3 separate regions of the Homo sapiens genome follow, and regions 1 and 2 are each linked to region 3. Evidence: chromatin contacts called from ENCODE Hi-C or POLR2A ChIA-PET data. All regions are on one chromosome and are shown on one strand. Each heading gives the region's core, a stretch centred on a gene start or an enhancer-like site at or near the end of the contact. The rest is flanking DNA. Distances are from core to core; before and after follow the strand shown.

Region 1 (2,704 bases), core at 74-2,573, 890 kb before region 3:
ATAATACATGTAAAGTGCGTTAGCACAGTGCTTTAAAAATGTTAACATTTTAAAATATGGCCCTTAAAGATGTTAACAATTATTGCCCAAGTGCTACATGATAAAAGGATACAGCAAAATCATTTCCACGAATGAAAAACTACATTTAAAAAAAGAAATTGCAAAAGAGAGAATGACGTTTGTTCAGTGTTTCTATACATAAGTTTTTTTTTATTATTATACTTTAAGTTCTAGGGTACATGTGCACAATGTACAGGTTTGATACATAGGTATACATGTGCCATGTTGGTTTGCTGCACCCATCAACTCGTCATTTACATTACGTACTTCTCCTTTTAAAAGGTGGGTGGTGGTACTTGCCTTTATGAAAACAGATAATTTTTATTAAGCATTTTATTGAATATCAGCTATGCCAAATCAACATCAACAACCAGAATCCCATAGATTAAGAAACCAGGATAAATATAATAAATGGTGCTTGCTTTTCAACCAAATTAAAGTATAATTATTATAAATCAGGGTGGGACGTAAGATCTGTTGTGTTACTTGTGGGAATGGATCACAAAAGGCATTATGTATACACTCCATGATTTTAAAGTATGTTAAATATTGTTACACATACGTTTTTATTTATTGAGGCCCTGTTGCCTGGAAGTGCCCAGATATAAACTGTATGACTCTGGCCCGGTCACCGCCTGCCTAGACAAAGCCCCTTAGTCTACCACTCTCATTCAACAAATATTACTGGGCTTCTTATTAAGCACCACGCACTTGGCTAAGTGCGACAGTACATAAATAAAAGACAACCGCTCCGGACCCCTGACAGCATGCACAGGGCACTCATCGTCTCTCTACCCCATCCGAGGACACACAGGCGGACGACGGCAGGAAGGGTCCCTGGGGAGCCGCTGGGGACACCTCACCTCCCGCTCGGACAGCGGCTCCCCCACCCACGGCAGTGCCCGCTCCTCCACGGTCCCGGCCAGGGCAGGGCGCAGCAGCATCCTCACCCCGCCCGGCCACCCTCCCACTTCGCCCCGCAGCCAGCGTCTCCATGGTAACCGTACACAAACTACCTCCCGCCGCCGCCCCGGCAGCCAGACCGCAGGGCCAGGCCGCTGCAGGGCGGGAGAGGCGGGCCGGGGAATGAGCTTGGCGAGGGCTCAGGGAAGGAGGCTTCCGACCTGACCCAAAGCACCTGTGATGAGCACTGGAGATAGCAGCGGCTGCGAGGTTCAATTCATCCTCCGGCTCTCCCCGGGTAGCGGCCAGGGATGCAGCGCTGGCGCGGGCGGGGTAACCCCACGACGCCGCTCGGCCACTGGGCCTGCGCGGGTCCCGCCAACGCATGCGTAGAAGCTCCGAGGCGTGGCGACGGCCGGAGCGGGTGGGAGGAGCCTGGAGAGGGCTGTAGGCCGGGAGGTCAGATCAGAGCAGGCGTCGTGGGCGGGTGTCCGCTTTTCGTTTAGCAATTTGCCGAACCACATTTGTTGCTCCCCTGCCGGATCCCAGCACCTCTGTTAAATAACAGCAGGCAGGACGGAAGCTTAATGCTTGTGGGTAAGAAGGATTTACTGGCTCAGGTTAGGGCTCTGTATAACCTGGAGCCACTTGCTGAGCTTCTGTTTCCTCCGATGTCAAGTGGCAGGAAATATTAATAATAGTACCTAGGTAGGTCTTGGGCTGTTATGAAGACTGCATGAGAAAATAGATGTAAAGCGCTATGCACGTGGCAATCAACGAATATTAAACTGTTGGCTGTTATTAAGCCCTTGCATTTGTACAGCCCTTCAGTTCGCAGAGTGTATGCACGTAATCGTACCTTCTGAGTCTGAGGTAGGCAGCCTGGCGTCCCCATCCACAGGAGAGGAACTGGGGGCCTGAGGTGTAGTGAGCAGGAGAAGGAGATTCCAGTCTAGGTCTCCCGTGGCCAATCGTTTTTTGTTCGTGCATCATCACAGTTGAACGGCAAAAAGCACTCCATTTATGTGTTTCTAGTTTAAATTCCCTTTTCTCCTGTTAGACCATTTAGCAACACTGTACAGTGTTAAATAAAAGTGAGATCATAAGCACTCTCCATTCAGGTTTGCACCACGTTTTATAAATATGGAGATTTTCCAGCTGAAGTGCTATTTGTCATCAACACTGGGAAAATGCCACTTCCCTTGGTGCTAAGCATCTTGTAAAGAATAATTAAATTGAAAATATTTTTGAGCACATACTATGTGTAAGGCATCGTGCCAGGTGGGAAATTATACTAACCTGAACTAAAGGAATGTAAATATTCTTCAAAATACTCAAGAGGATTTCAAACATAACAGAAAATAAATACCTATTCGTTGATTGGATAATTTTAGGACCCGAAACAGCCCTGGATTTTTCTGCTCATTCTTAGATAACTGACAGTCTTGTTGTAACTAAATCTCAACCACAGCTTCATTTCAAAACTATAATGTTGGGTGCAAGATATAAACAAATGCATCAAACTTCAAAAAGTCTTCCTCCCCCATTCCAGCCCCAGGCTTAAGGTCTCTAGCTGGCCTTCCCTGAAGGGGTGCACTAGGCTTAGGCTTGTCCCCGACCCCCACCCGCCCCTCTATTCACTAGAGGTTGTTTAAGGCCCAGCTTGGATCAAACTGGCAGTGAGGAGGAGGAGGAGAAGGAAGGAGATGGAGCATTTCTTCCTGGAGTTGAGCAGCTTCAA
Region 2 (2,700 bases), core at 167-2,666, 630 kb after region 3:
TGCTAATACTCAGGTTGACTTATCTGAAATATTTTAGCTAGAAAGTGATAGAGTTGGGATTGAAATCCCATTTTTATCTCAAAGTGTATACTCTTTCTACTCAGCAGGAGCTATTAATCTGTATGCACATGGTGCACTGTGATGTAACCTTGTGTTTCTAATTCTTGTCTAGCCTCTAGGAAACAATTTCATTGCTTTTGGTCCTTCACATAACATGTTGGCAGATGGTCATTATAATCCAAGCAATTTGACTAAAAGAACTTTGGAAAAGAGTAGGGGTACGTTGTGAACATGAAACCTTTCCAAATAACATAAATGGGCTTTATACTCAAGTGTATAGAATCCACAGTTACATTTAGGGAATAATCCTGGCATGTAAACCCAGGCTATTTTCTATAATCAAACTTCATCTAGTAGGTCATTGGGGGTGTTTGGGTGTTTTACACACTTGTTAATGTGAAAAAGTAATTTGGTATAGTGCTATGAGAAACCATTAATTTGTTTCTCTACCCCTGAAGTCATTTGTTTAGCTCTTGCTTCCTTAATTGTTCAAGTGTAACTTTTGCTGGAGTCTTGTATCTATAATGCTACAGTGAATTATTTAACATTTGAGGGAAGTACTAATTTGGGAGCTTTTTAATTCACCTCCAAACTACTGGGATTTACCTTGTTGGTATTTTTTCTCTCATAAAACTTGACTTTGATATCAGATAACGGGACCTGAGTAAATTACCTGAAGGACCAAATGGGAGTTAGGTGATCTCTTTTGTTTGGCCTAAGGATATAATTGGTGCTGTGGATGTCTAGTGAACTAATCATATAACAGCCAGGAGAGGCAGAATTTAGGCTAAAATGTAATAACTACATTTTGAAAATCGGGCAAGAAAGCCACATTTATAAAAATGTACTGTAAACATTCGCCATAGCCTTTTGCCAACAAGACTGTGAACTTTAGGTTTATTCCACTAACCTTGACTTTTAAAAAATTGGTTGCAAAGCCAGTCAAGTATTACTAAATTTACAGTTATCCCTAGCTACAATCAAGAAAATGTTTACAACTTCCCATTCTATTAGTAATAGCATAGTTTTATTTTGTGTACAAAAGATAGTTTATTACAATATATAATGCATATTAAAAACTATAGATTTTTCTCATGATATGATTATTAAGTTTACAGAAATTCACGTGAATATTTTGGCTGATGGTTCCACTTTCTCGGTTGTTTTATCAAGAACTGACTCAATCTTCTCTTCTAACTAGTAGTTAAAAGCAGACCACAGACTGAACATATTTGCACTCTACTTTCATTTCCTGAAGTTTCCCAGCACCTTAACTGGTAGAAGAGACTGAAGCAAGTATGCCAAACGCACTTTCTTTTCTTCTTGAGTACCCGGCTAGACTACATTTCTCAGCTTCCCATGCAGGTGGCTGGCCATGTGACTGAGATCTAGCCAATAGAGTAGGAGTAGAAGTGATATTTACTATTTCCTGGCCATAAAAATGTTGCATCTGTAATACTCCTTAAGCAGATGATCTGGGAAGTGACCCATTCAAGATGAAAGTTGCCTGTGTCCCTGAATCACTCTTGAAGGAAAGTCACCTGCCCATCAGGAACATCCATACAGACTAGATGTATGAGAAGAAAAATCTATTTGTTAAGCCACTTAAATTTTAGGGTTTATCTGTTGACAGCAGCAAATGTTACCTTTTTCCTTTTTTTTTTTTTTTTTGAGACAGAGTCTCGCTCTATCACCTAGGCTGGAGTGAAGTGATGCAGTCTCGGCTCACTGAAGCCACTGCCTCCCAGTTTCAAGCAATTCTCCTGCCTGAGCTACCCAAGTAGCTGGGATTACAGGCGCCCGCCACTGCACCCTGCTTCTATACCTCACAAAGACGTGGGGTATAGAAGTACCTAGCAGGGCCCAGAACAGTACCAACATTGTAATTAATAGGCACTCAGTACATAACTGTTACATGATTGTATGAATTTATGGAAAAGAGACTAGCTTCATTATGTATGCAGGTATTATGGATTGAATTTTACCCTCCCAAAATTCATGTGTTGAAGTCCTAACCCCTAGTACCTCACAATGTGACCTTATTAGGAGAAAGGATCTTTACAGAGCTAATCAAGTCAAAATGAGGTCATTAGAATAGGCCCTAACTCAATATAACTGGCATCCTTATAAAAAGGGGAAATTTGGACATAGATATGCATATACAGGGAGAATGCCCTGTGAACTGAAGGCAGCCATCTACAGGCCAGCCTCACAGCCCTAGAAACTCATATATGAGAAGCAGGGAATGAAGATGAGGTGGAAAGGAAAGGTTGAAGTCACACTGTGAAGGGCCTGAGGAATTAGGGCGATATCCTGGATAAATTGTGGGGAGTTCAAGAGGCAGCAGAGTGGACTTGGAATCTGGAAGCTGACTGCACCACCTGCTAGCCGCACCTCAGTATGTACTTCACAGAATGGTTTTCAGAATTAAACGAGTGAGTAGAATACTGCATGGCATAGTAAGCATTCTGTAAGTGTTTGCTCTTATTCTTAGCTATTATCAAAAAGGTGTTTAAGCAAAAGGGGTCATGTTACTGTATCTGTGCTATGGAACATAATTAGCTGACGCTTAGAAGGTGACCCTGAGAGGTGAGGTCCAAGATAGAGAGTCAGCCAGGGAATTAGTGAAGTCGTCTAGGC
Region 3 (2,700 bases), core at 90-2,589:
ACCGTCCATCCCTGAAATGCAGTTTCCTGTTCACAACCCGCAGGGAGAATGCCAGTCACTGTCAGGAAATTTTAAGGTCCTGGGCGATGGAGGGTCAAGGGCACACTGGCTTTGTGGCATCAAAATGATATGGGTTTGAATCCTCAGACATTCTTTTACTGTGAGGGACCTTGGGCAGTCTCTCTGGGCCTCAATTTTCTCATTTGTAGAGCAGACATACTTTGCTTTATTCCATGGGGTTTACTGATGACTAAATGACACAAAACAATAAAGGTCTCAGCCTACCGCCTGAAGCTGGTGGTTATAATTAGCAGCTCTGGAATGGGTAGGGAACCATCTGTAACGGCTTGGGGAAATCTTCATCTGCAAGATGGGCACAGCGTAGATTCAAATCTGTCGCCCAGTGGAGAGCGATCCGGTCTCACTGCAACCTCCGCCTCCCGGGTTCAAGCGATTCTCCTGCCTCAGCCTCCTGAGTAGCTGGGATTACAGGCGCGTGCCACCACAGCCGGCTAGTTTTTGTATTTTTAGTAGAGACGCGGTTTCACCATGTTGGTTAGGCTGGTCTGGAACTCCTGACCTCATGATCCACCCGGTCTCCCAAAGTACTGGGATTACAGGCATGAGCCACTGCGCCCGGCCAGATAGTAAACATTGCTTTGAAAACACAACTGCAACCCACACCTCCCGCAACCCACACCTCCCCATCCCCCAATTTTTTTTTTTTTTGAGATGGAGGCGCGCGCCACCACGTCCGGCTAATTTTTGTATTTTTAGTAGAGAGTGGGTTTCACCATGTTGGTCAGGCTGGTCTCGAACTCCTGATCTCATGATCCGTCCGCCTCGGCCTCTCAAAGTGCTGGGATTACAGGCGTGAGCCACTGTGCCCGGCCTCCCACCCCCTATTCTAAATGACACTTGTTTCCAAAATATGGGGGCTGGAGGAGCAGATCCAGAACCCAAGGAAACGTGATCAACCAGGGCAATTAATCCAGAGGGCAGGACAGGCTGAGCCTCAGCTCTTCTCTGAATATCTGGGACCCCTGCGCAGCCAGGTGAACCGCCCGCGACCGCTGCTCCGGCGGGAAGCCTTCTCTGGGATCCTGTACGCCGACGCCCGGAATCCGGCGTGGTGCGCTGGGAAACTGAGCGGTGGAGGAAGGCGGAGCGGTTAGGGGCGGGACCCTAGGGGAGGGGTTGGGGGAGGGCTTTGACGTTAGGGCGGGGCTAAGGGCGAGACCTCGCCGAGTTCCACCGTTGCGCTCGCCACGTCTCCCTTAGCGAGCTCGCTGGGGACACGCAGGGGGAGGGAAAACTGAGCGGGGCGGGAACTATCTCCTCTCGCGAGAGCTGGCGACGGCGGCGGCAGCGGCAGAGGTGGCGGCGGCGTGTCCGTGAGAGTGGCGTGGGGGCGGGGAGGAGAGGCGGCGGCGGCAGTGTCCAAGCTACGCCACTCGGGCCGGGGCGTTGGGAGCGGGAGTGCAGAGCGTGGTCGTGGCGGCGGCGGTGAGAAGAGCGAGGCGGAGGAGGGGGTGCCATGGCCGGGCAGCAGTTCCAGTACGATGACAGTGGGAACACCTTCTTCTACTTCCTCACCTCCTTCGTGGGGCTCATCGTGATCCCGGCGACATACTACCTCTGGCCCCGAGATCAGAATGCCGGTGAGTCCCGCCGGCCTTTGCCCGCGAACCCGCGCAGGCCCCGCCAGCGCCCCCAGGCCCTGCGGCGCCCGCTTGCCCGGCCCCAGCCCGCGGCGTCCGGGATGACAGGGACGGTGCGGCCCGGCCTGTGTCCAGCGTCCGCCACTGGCGGGGCCCGGGTCAGCAGCGTTTCCCTCGGCGCTTCTCCACCTCCCTTCATTGTCCTCAGGAGTTTCGCTCGCTCCATCTTCTCCATTGTTGTGGACGCTCCTTGCAGCCTCCTCCTGCCTCTTTGTCTTCTCTGCCTTTGCTTTTATTGGGGATTTTTCTTTATGGAGGAAGCGGGATGGGGACTTGGGAGGTGAGCAAAGAGTTGGCCAAGAAGAGACTGAACGTGCGGGCACAACTCTCAGTCCGTCCAGTTCGCGGCCCTCATCCCCCGACTCCGGTTTCCCTGTTGCAGCTGCTCTTAACAGATGTTTTAGGGCATCTCTGAGCCGGGTGGCATGCTTAGGACTCCAATTGAGCTTTCCACCGCCTACCCCCGTCACTTCCTCCCGTTGCTTTTTCATTTGTTCACTCACTGTGGGGGTTGGAAGCAATGCCGTTATTCCTCTTAGCAAAAATAGGCTTTTTTCTATTTCCTTTTCTTCGGAGTTTCCTGTTTGTGACGGAAAAAGTGCAAGTATGAAGGATTAAGTCTCGTTTAATTAATCTTGTAGGGAATTTTGAGGTAGTGGGTCGATTTACTTTTGGTTCTAAGTCTTTTCACATTAAACAACATCGAATTAAAGCACAGAATAACAGATTCTTTTCATATTTCACTTGATGTTTGGGTAATGTTTGCATCCATTTGTTGCACTCTACTAGGACATATGGCAGATGGTATTCTTAAAGCTGATGTAACTGCGAGGGCCTAATGGGTTATTTATGGTAGTGTTAACAGTAAGGAGTGGGTTTTGAGTATTAACAACTTAGGGAAAGCTTTCTATTGCACAAGAGCTGTGCTAACTTGCTTAAATATCTTCTCTTCAATTGGGTGTGCTGGAGGTCTAGGTTG

Evidence for each region. A loop is a pair of places that touch in the nucleus more often than their neighbours do. ChIA-PET counts read pairs that join two places held with the same protein, here RNA polymerase II (POLR2A). Pooled maps may share reads with other maps.
Region 1: a loop to region 3 is called in a map of CD8-positive, alpha-beta T cell, with 24 times the contacts of the local background. The contact joins the promoter of ARMC2 here to the promoter of SEC63 in region 3. A Hi-C loop is called at or near these places in 2 of 168 maps with a recorded cell type or tissue (CD8-positive, alpha-beta T cell and naive thymus-derived CD4-positive, alpha-beta T cell) and 10 of 50 pooled maps. POLR2A ChIA-PET finds 5 or more read pairs at or near these places in 1 of 52 experiments (MCF 10A).
Region 2: a loop to region 3 is called in a pooled map, with 4 times the contacts of the local background. The contact joins the enhancer-like site here to the promoter of SEC63 in region 3. A Hi-C loop is called at or near these places in 2 of 50 pooled maps. POLR2A ChIA-PET finds 5 or more read pairs at or near these places in 2 of 52 experiments (H1 and activated B cell).

The regions. Positions count from the first base shown.
Region 1 is chr6:108,847,041-108,849,744 of GRCh38, reverse strand. ARMC2 (armadillo repeat containing 2) reads right to left here and starts at 1,323. Exons shown (of 18, transcript NM_032131.6): 1 at 1,199-1,323. RefSeq lists a silencer at 966-1,065.
Region 2 is chr6:107,329,032-107,331,731 of GRCh38, reverse strand. The region is part of intron 2 of PDSS2 (decaprenyl diphosphate synthase subunit 2); the gene reads left to right. Among named protein-coding and RNA genes, the nearest start is that of PDSS2, 130 kb to the left of the region's middle. Within about 2 kb of position 1,416, at least 3 of the 41 ENCODE cell types and tissues checked have a DNase peak (open chromatin) inside an H3K27ac peak, as active enhancers do.
Region 3 is chr6:107,956,847-107,959,546 of GRCh38, reverse strand. SEC63 (SEC63 protein translocation regulator) reads left to right here and starts at 1,339. Exons shown (of 21, transcript NM_007214.5): 1 at 1,339-1,661. The coding sequence starts at 1,538. RefSeq lists enhancers at 96-696, 1,299-1,900 and a silencer at 1,137-1,676.